2 separate regions of the Homo sapiens genome follow, and region 1 is linked to region 2. Evidence: read pairs that join two places in POLR2A ChIA-PET (ENCODE). Cell type or tissue: GM12878. All regions are shown on one strand.

The links. Peaks named below come from ENCODE experiments on the same cell type or tissue, not always from the same donor. Only the 100,000 strongest peaks of a DNase experiment are listed, where the experiment ranks them.
Region 1: POLR2A ChIA-PET joins it to region 2 with 8 read pairs; 2 of 35 experiments call an interaction of 5 or more read pairs at or near these places.

Annotation. Positions count from the first base shown.
Region 1 is chr2:221,286,594-221,291,593 of GRCh38, reverse strand. No RefSeq gene overlaps it. Among named protein-coding and RNA genes, the nearest start is that of EPHA4, 280 kb to the left of the region's middle. In GM12878, no CTCF peak of the experiment used is centred here; a DNase peak (open chromatin) is centred at 1,969.
Region 2 is chr2:221,367,933-221,372,932 of GRCh38, reverse strand. No RefSeq gene overlaps it. Among named protein-coding and RNA genes, the nearest start is that of EPHA4, 200 kb to the left of the region's middle. RefSeq lists an enhancer at 691-1,190. In GM12878, no CTCF peak of the experiment used is centred here; no DNase peak of the experiment used is centred here.

The sequences.
Region 1 (5,000 bases), 81 kb after region 2:
TGGGCTGGTCTCGCTTGGTGGCATAGTAAACCCAAGACCAGCAATGTCTTTTTATTGTACATGTCAACAGGTTCCTAAATAGATTTCAGAGCAGTGACCTAGGAAGAGAGACAGATGACAACTCAAATGAGAAGAGATAGCCATGTTTCAAAATATAAGAAATTCAGGATGGATTGAAGAAAGTAAATTTTAAAAGAAAGTTTTAAAATAAACTGATAATACTGTCAAGTATTTTTCTCCAACACATGGTGTTTTAAGGTTTCCTATAGCCAGCACTAGATTAGATCATATGTATTTCTATTTATGTCATGTTTTCCTAATTTCAGATTAAAGGAGGTGGTATAACCTCCTTTTATTAACCCTGAGAGAGAGAAACAGAGAGCGAATGAGAAAACAAGACCTGTTAGAAAAAACTATAAGACTATAACATTATTTTAGAAAGGGAAGTGGAGATATAATTTACTTGAAATTGTAAAGAAATTTAGGTAGAGAAAGCTGAATTACTAAAGTAGGAATTTGACAGGGCACTGAGGTTAACAGCTTGAGCCTTATGACAAAGGTTATGGGATCTCAAATGAGGACAAGTGACCATGAACATCTAGTTAGTATCCTTTCAATTTATGGAAGGGGTTAGAAAATCTATTTTGGCCTACGACTTCTTCAAGCCTCACAAGATAGATTTCTGTTTATTACACTTCTAATAATAGTATTACTACTCATTGGTAAAAATTAGAAGCAAATTAGGCCATTAACCATTACTACCTGTTATATCTTTTAAGAGGATGATGTTTTTCAAGTACCATGAGAGATCTAATAGTAATTACTGAACAGTTAATGTCTTTGTCCCTTTATTTTAATGGCACTATCAATTTTAAAGATGAAAGTTTGAATGAAAACTTTAGGAAACTTTAGTTGTAGGTACTCAGCCAAAGTAGAATTACTGTGCTTAGGAGCTTCAAAGAAAATAATTCACTGAAACTTATGTATATATGCTTTTTTTTTTTTTTTTTTCCATGAGACGGAATCTCGCTCTGTCGCCCAGGCTGGAGTGCAGTGGCACAATCTCAGCTCACTGCAAGCTCTGCCTCCCAGGTTCCAGCGATTCTCCTGCCTCAGCTTCCTGAGTAGCTGGGACTACAGGCACCTGCCACCACACCTGGCTAATTTTTTGTATTTGTAGTAGAGACAGGGTTTCACCATGTTAGCCAGGATGGTCTCGATCTTCTGACCTTGTGATTCACCTGCCTCAGCCTCCCAAAGTGCTGGGATTACAGGCATTAGCCACCACGCCCAGCCTTATATGCTTTATTTCTCAAGATACTCATGTATTTGTGTTCTATCGTGATTTGTGCTTTAAGAAAAACCATTGATATCAGAGGTAAAATTTGAGTCAAAACATTTACAGATAGATAATGCTTGGCTTCTGTGTCTAGAGAATGTATGTGGGCAAAATACAGTACCCAAGCCTATTGAAACAGAGGTAGTAATAGCTGTGGAGAGGGAGACATATTAAACCAGGAGTCAGGATTCTGGATATGAGTTCTGACTTTGCCATTATTTGCTTTGTGACCTTGGGTGTATTTGCTTAATCTGCCCATACCTGGTTTTACTTGTCTCTACAATATAGGGGCTTAAATAATAATCTACACTGATCTATCTCTCCTAATGGTTATGTGATGGAGAATTATGTGCTAGCATGTCCTTTATTTGTCCAAAAACAATCTTAATTTTTTAATTGGAAAACTTTACCATTTCTATTATTTTTTGCTACCCCCGTAAAGTTCCAGAATCCTCTAGATTTTAGATTGGAAAGATCTGAGATTTTCTTGCTCAGTGGTTCTCAAATGCGTGCATGTCTCAGAACGCACTGAATCACTTATTCAAATGGCTAGTCTTGCACTCCACTCAGGAGTTCCCGATTCAGTGGTCTGAAGTGGGGCCCCAAATTTGCATTTCTAACAAGTTTCCTTCTGGGTGATTCTGAAGCACTGATCTGGACACCACACTGAGAACACACTGGTCTCTCTCAAACTATTTACCAGATTAGGCAAGAAGCCTTGCAAAGATAATTGAATTACCCATGCTTACTCATCAGTTAGGGGCCCAAACAAAACCAGCAAAACCCTATTCTCCCAGATGCTGAGGTCAGAGCCTTCTCTATGATACCACAATTCCCCACTTTGAATTTGGGTTATATGATACAGACTAAAAAATTCAAATAAATTTATTCCAATCCACATTGCCACTCAGATTAACAGCTTCTGTTGAGAGGGTTTTTTTTTTTTTTCCTTCGGTCAGGAACAGAGTTTAAATACCCAGTAAGTTTTATTTTCTTTTTTCTTTTTTCTTTTTTTTTTAATGTGTGGCCCACACCTGGACCATGTTTGCATGAAGAAGAATTAAAGCTAAAATGGGGCAAAGAAGGATTTATTGTTAGTGAAAGACTTCTGCCACAACAAAGACGGACTAAAAGAAAACAAACCAGCTTATTTCTACTAAACGTATATATTTTTATATTTTCATGTGTGAGTTTTAGTTTGTTGTTGTTGTTAATAACAAAAACCCACACAGAGCAGGTTTAAGGTTCATAAAAGATTTTAGTATCTCTGGAATCTCATTTGCTTGAAGAAAAATTCCCCTTGATCCTGATAGTGTAGAGATAAGAACTTCTTCTAAAGTCCCCAGAAACAAGCACAAATAATGTGCTTTTGATAACGACTGAGAAATCTACAAGACAGACAAATAGGGTTTCCCTGGATGCACTGATCTCTCTCTATCCCCTGAGTTTGTGGTGCTTTCCTCACCCTCTGGAATAGTCCTTGGCCCCTCCATTCCCCCGCCATGTTGGCTACTCATTCTTCAGGTCTGAGCTTAGAGGCTCTTTGCTGACCCTCCAAGTCCGGGTGAGGGACAAGTGGTGGACACCACTGAGATGACTTGGCATTCTTGCCCTTGCGCCTCCCTCACCTTGAGTTTAAGCTGGATCTAGAGACCTGCTTCAGATTAATGGAATTTGATGATGCTTCTAACAGGAGGTTACATAAAGGCCCTGGCTTTTGTCTTGTTTTGCTCTCTTGTTTGTTCACAGTTTCTATGTCATGAGCTTCCCTATGAAGAGGCCAATATGACAAAAGACAAAGAAAGACCTCTGGACAACAGCCAGCAAGGAACCAAGGCCTTCAGTCCTCCAGGTTATGAGGAAGGGAAGCCTCTAACAATTCTGTGAGTAAGCTTGGAAGCTGGGCCTTCTGTTCATCCTTTGGGTGAGATTTCAGTCCCAGTAGCTTGGGAGAGGCTTTGAGGCAGAAGCACCTAGATTCCTGACCCACAGAACTGTGAGATAATAAATATTTGCTGTTATACTAAGTTTTGAGATAATTTATCACACAATAAATAATTATTATATCACCCATCACATTTATTGACTTTCCCTGTAGACCAGTAAATCACAAACTTTAGATGGTGAACTCTTGAAAATAAACATTTCCAGCTTCAGAGATTCTGATCGAATAGTTCTGGAAAAGGTCCAGGAATCTGTTTTTAAAAAAAGTATTTCAAATAGTTTGTATGCATATAGTCTCAAGACCCCATTTTTGAAAATTCTCTCTGGAAGCTACAAGCAACTTTTTTTTTATTTTTATTTTTATTTTTTTTTTTTGTGGCAAGAGAGATTTTAATGGCCAGAAAGGACTCCTTTAGGATAAGCTAGGATTGTTAGGCTAAATCATACGTTGCTCAAAAAGGGAGATCTCTAAGAAGCCCTTAGCTAGTGAAGATTGCGATCTATTTGTGTTTGGGGCTTATTGCATAGGGGCAAAGGGCAAGATAATTTATGGCTCCTAGACTATCTTTTTATATTTTTATTTTTTTTGAACTTTTATTTTAGGTTCAGGGGTGCATGTGAAGGTTTGTACATAGGAAAACTCATGTCACGGGGGTTTGTCATACAGATCATTTAATCACCAGGTATTATGCCCAGCACCCAGTAGTTATCTTTTCTGCGCCACTCCCTCCTCCCACCCTCCACCCTCAAGTAGACTCCAGTGTTTGTTATTGCCTTCTTTGCGTTCATGAGTTCTCCTCATTTAGCTCCCATTTATAAGTTAGAACATGTGGTATTTGGTTTTCTGTTCCTGCATTCGTTTGCTAAGGATAATAGCCTCTAGCTTCATCCATGTTTCCACAAAAGACATGATCTCATTCTTTTTTATGGCTGCATAGTGTTCCATGGTGTATATGTACTGCATTTTCTTTATTCAGTCTGTCATCGATGGGCATTTAGGTTGATTCCATGTCTTCAAGCAACCATTTTTGTTTTATTCATGCCTATATATTCATGTCTGAAATGTGGTAGAGTCTCAATAAATATAATGGAATGAATTAATGAATTAATGCATACTGATATACAATACCAAAATTTTAAATGGATTTACCAAAACTTAGTTGTAAGCATAATATGATTAAGACAATTAATTTCTTCATAATTAATCTGTTTTGTGGTTATCACATCTGTTTTTCTTACCTGTAGCTGTTTTATGCATTTATACATGCAAATTTTCCCTCTTCCTAAAAGCAAGAACTGCGTCTTTCTTATCCATCCACTGACCATATGACACCTTGCAAAGTAACTTGCTGCATATTTAATTCTCAACTATATTTATTTCTCTTTTATTTGCATAAAATATGCTATAATAATGTGTACTTTTTAAAAATCAGATAGCTATATTTTAACTTATCATAAGCCCACTGACATGAGAGTAAACCTAGCATGGTGAAAATATGAATCTTCAAGTTATACATACCTGGCCTTAAATTCCAGTTTCCATATGTAATAACTGTGGGCACTTTGGCAAATTGTTTTATTCTTTGAGTATCTGTTTCTTCCTTTTAAATGGTGGCTTGTGTTCTTGTGAGATTTGAAGGAACTAATATATAGTAAGCCTTACTGAGTGGTGGCTGCTGGAATTCACATCATCCTAACATTTTTTTCTTATTGCTCA
Region 2 (5,000 bases):
ATGCGCCGTAACTATACAACGCCTTCCTGTCTGCCTCCTTGCTCCCACATAACCATCAGCGGAGAGATGCTGGGCAGCCTGGATTTATTTTTCTCTGCATTCAGTCAGGCACATGACACCATGTAGGGAATGTCAGTTTATTCCAGCTCAAGGTGAATTTCTTTCTCCTCAAGGCAATGACACAAAAGTTCCCTAGGGGGCAGCCCCTTGGAGACTGCTTGATTGTATTTTTCCGTAAATGAGTTTTCAGGGGAGGGTCAGGCTTCTGGTGGGGTAGAGCTGGCAGGACCGGTGATGGGATTGGATGTTGTCACCCCACGCTGTCATCTGAGGCAGGGCTGGATTGATTGCATCATTTAAAGTAAGCAAAACCCCGAAAAAGCAAAGTGCTTGATTTCCAGGCTTTTCTTTCAAAAGGGGACAGCGGAAAGCAATTTCATTTAAAAAGGGGGCTGTGACTCCAGAAAATTTGTCTCATGTCTGTTCTAGGTGAACTTTATTTTTACTTATTGTTCCATCTAATTGCATTCATTTGCAATGCTGAGTGCTTGCACTTGCCGGGATGGCTGGGTTCTGTGGGTGGGAGGCTGGCTACATACCTAAGAAAGAGCAGGAGGCCAGTGCAGCAGTGGTTTTTAACTAGCACTCCAAGGAAACCGGAGGTTTTTGTAGGAGGTCGGCAGAGGAGCCTGGAAAATAATTTTGGAATGTCTGATATTTTACTTTTCTAGCCATTGCAGTTCTTTGTTGTTTCTTTTATTGCTAACCAGACTTGTCAGTAGAAGGATCATCTAAGTCTTAGTTTAACTAAAGCATGAAGGGCGTCCCGAACTTCAAATTTTGAATATATTTTGAAAAGGAAAAAAAAATTGTCCATATAGTGCCTAGTATTTTCACTGGAAGCAATGTATGGTATAATACTTTGGGATAGTAATAGGAAAAAAAAAAGGTTTTTAAGTAACTCTTGCAAATATAGTTGAACTATTAACAGATTTAGACCTAAGAGTAAGGCGTTGGCACCCTAGCTGGCCTCTTTCCCTCAACCCTCACCTGAGAAAGTCTTTGTGGCACAGAGAGCTCCTTAGACCATGGTCCTACAGTATCAAGCAACAGATGGTAGGGGCTAGGCACAGTGGCTCACACCTGTAATTCCAGCATTATGGGAGGCCAAGGTATGAGGATTGCTTGAGCTCAGGAGATTGGGGTCAGCCTGGATGACATAGTGAGACTCTGTATCTATAGGAAAAAAAAAATTGTGAGATGTCATGGTGTGTGCCTGTAGTCCCAGCTACTCGGGAGGCTGAGGTGGGAGGATCACTTGAGCCCAGGAGGTTGAGGCTGCAGTGTGCCATGATTGCATCACTGCACTCTAGCCTGGGTGACAGAGTGAGACCCGTCTCCGGGAGGGGTGGTGGGGGGAAAGCAAATGGTAGGCGGGGCCAACTGGCGACGGAGCAGGAGGAAGGATGAGGCTGGGGTGTGGATGAGGCAGGGCTGGTCACTCTACAGCTTTTTTTCTCTGCTCTATTTCCATCTTCTTTCCTCAACTTCAAAGTCATGCACTGAAATGCCTCTCTGGGTCAGGCGGAGTAAGGATGTGTGACGTGGATGTGGAGGGCCTGTGACATGCTGCTCCCGGCCACCCTGCTCTGCTCTTTCTTAGGGAGCAGCTCCTGATGAGCAAGGGAAGACTCTGAGTGTCATAATCCAATTTGTATAAAAATACTCAAGAAGAAGTCTCTCCAAACTTCCCTCAAGGCTCTTTCCCTTACATACGATAGTGGCTTTTTCTTGGCTGAAATTCAAAGAAATCTCCAAAATGAACCAGAAAGCACTTTAAATCACTTTGCAATTCACAGCTTATCTCTCCTGGTTGTATATGTTTATTGTATTATTTTTAGAATGTTTACTTAAACAGCGTGCAGAGCTGGCTGAGAAGAATATCTGAATCTTTTATTAGAACACGTCTGTGTCTTCTATCACGGGGGTCCGCTGGCAGGCGGCTAAAAATAGTTTGCTGAGCCCCTTCCTCCATCAGAAGGTTGTTTATTTGCCAGAAAAAGAGACAAAACAGAACCTCCCCTTTCATTCCCCTCCCTAAATTTCTTCTAGAACAGAGTAAATGCTTTGCCTCAGAAATAAAAGTTATCTGCCTTGATGTGGGAGCCGGTGAGTAGTCGGCCCCTTTAGTCTTTTTCTGTGAATCTGATGATGACATTAGTTTTCTGATTACATCACATACTTGGTCTAAAATTTTAGCAGCTTACCACTGCCTACATGGCAGGGCTCGAATGTCCTATATCTGGTATTCGCGGTTCTTTATAATCAACCTATCTCCTTGGTTTATCCAGCATTAGTCTCCACTGCTGATGAACTTACACTTCCAAACTGACTCTTCAAAGTCCCCCAATACCCTTGGCACCTGCCACACTTCTCTCTACTATTAATAAAATGCCTGACTCTTCTGATAAACAGGTCTGGTCCTGCCCATGTTTTCAGGAACGGCACCAGATTGCTGTCCTGGGGAAGCCTCTTCAGCCTGCCAAAGTTAATTCAAGCTTTCCCACCTCCTAAAATACTCGCCACATCAGTCAGCTCTTTTGGACACTTAGCAAATAGGAGAGTCTTTCATAGTTATTTATCTTTTTATGTGGACAAGTTTTGTTTTGTTAGTATCTCAGACTCCTGGGCCTAAATGACCCTCCCACTTCAGCCTCCCAATTTGCTGGGATTATAGACGCTTGCCACTGTGCCTAGCATATTTTTTAGTGTCCTGAAAAATCCCGGGAATGGTGATAGCAGATTTCACTCTCTGTATCTGCAACAGCAATTGACAAATAATAATGCTTAATTAGTGTTTGATGATTGATTTAGGGATTCTCGCTCTATCCCCACGGGGTGAATTAAGCACTCTTCTCATCCCCACTGGGACCACTCGATGCAGGAGCTGAGCTCTACAGGGTTTTTGTAAAGTAATGCTTGACAAACACTACTCCCTCTAAAATGCTTGCAGGAGGAGGTAGGGAATGTTGTGAAGAGGAAGGTCACCTCTGTGTTAAAAGAAAAAAAAAAAGAAAGAAATAACCTGCTTTGTACAATGTCCTTACTGAGTCAGAGAAGCCTTGGACATATTAAAGGTGCAGAGAAATCCTGCAATAGAGAAAGCTCTATTATTTTGTTGAACCTACCATTTTCTAAATTTATTTTACCACAGAAGTCCCTCTTTTTCCTTCTGTGATATAATAGATTTAACATCCAGAAATAGTAAAAGGTGAAAGATTTATACTCTGAAGAGAAAGAAGACTATCTGGAAATAGTGGGATTGTGTTGAGCACAGTTTGAGAGAGATATTTTCCTGTTTAGTTTCCCATCCATCCTCCCTCTAAGCCACATCTTCAAGGAGATTTTCTAATCTCCGACTGTGGTATGATCTCTTGGATAATTGAACCCCAATGCAATGTAAAGTGTTTATTATTTTATCCAGTTTTTACCAACAAAGTCCTCCTATTTCTACCACTCTGTTGTATATCCTTTTAGGTAAGTCCAAGTGAGGAAGATTAATCTATATTTCTAGTTGCTGAAGTAACCACTAGGCTTAAATAACTAGACTATTTCTAGTACCTCTGCTACTAGCTAGTTATGTGAACATTTTAGGGATTTTCTACTCTAAACAGATTTTATTTTAACACAATAATTAACTAAGGACTTAGAAAGTAAGTAATGTTGGAATGGGGGTGGAGCAGGAGAGGGTTTGGGGTGATCAAACAGGGAGCAAAATTAACTAAATCCAAGCCTGTTGACTTCCAGGTAAGTAAGTGGGCTTTCCATATACCTCTCAGACTTCCCAATCATGTAGAATCTCCAAGTCTTAACTTTTAAAAAATCTCTTGAAGTCAGCTGAGATCACCCCAAACAGAAAAGAAAGCTATATCACGTGTTTTGATGTTTCTGAGTTACACATAACCAGACCCTTCGATTCTCCCTTGCATAGCAGGATTTTCTGTTGCCTCTCCACACTGGTCACCCTCCTCTGGGTGCTTTGAAATCCATGTCCTTTCTAAAATGTGGCCCTTGAGACAAACCCAGTTCTCCAGGGGTAGCCTGACTTGACAAAGTGCACTGGGGGTCCTCTTGTCCCCTTAATCCAGGTACTAGGGGTCCCTTTGTCCCCTTAATCTAGGCATTGGGGGTCTCCTTGTCCCCTTAATCTAGGCACTGTGGGTCCCTTTGTCCCCTTATAGGCACTGGGGGTCCCCTTGTCCTCTTAATCCAGGCACTGGGGGTCCACTTGTCCCCTTAATCTAGGCACTGGGGGTCTCCTTGTCCCCTTAATCCAGGCACTGGGGGTCCCCTTGTCCCTTTAATCCAGGCACTGGGGATCCACTTGTCCCCTTAATCCAGGAACTGGGGGTCCATTTGTCCCCTTAATCTAGGCACTGGGGGTCCTCTTGTCCCCTTAATCCAGGCACTGGGGGTCCCCTTGTCCCCTTAATCCAGGCACTGGGGGTCCTCTTGTCCCCTTAATCCAGGCACTGGGGGTCCCCTTGTCCCCTTAATCTAGGCACTGGGGGTCTCCTTGTCCCCTTAATCTAGGCACTGGGGGTCTCCTTGTCCCCTTAATCCAGGCACTGGGGGTCCCCATGTCCCCTTAATCTAGGCACTGGGGGTCCCCTTGTTCCCTTAATCTAGGCACTGGGGGTCCCCTTGTCCCCTTAATTTAGGCACTGGGGGTCCCCTTGTCCCCTTAATCTAGGCACTGGGGGTCTCCTTGTCCCCTTAATTTAGGCACTGGGGGTCCCCTTGTCCCCTTAATCTAGGCACTGGGGGTCTCCTTGTCCCCTTAATCTAGGCACTGGGGGTCCCTTTGTCCCCTTATTATAGGCACTGGGGGTCCCCTTGTCCTCTTAATCCAGGCACTGGGGGTCCCCTTGTCCCCTTAATCTAGGCACTGGGGGTCTCCTTGTCCCCTTAATCCAGGCACTGGGGGTCCTCTTGTCCCC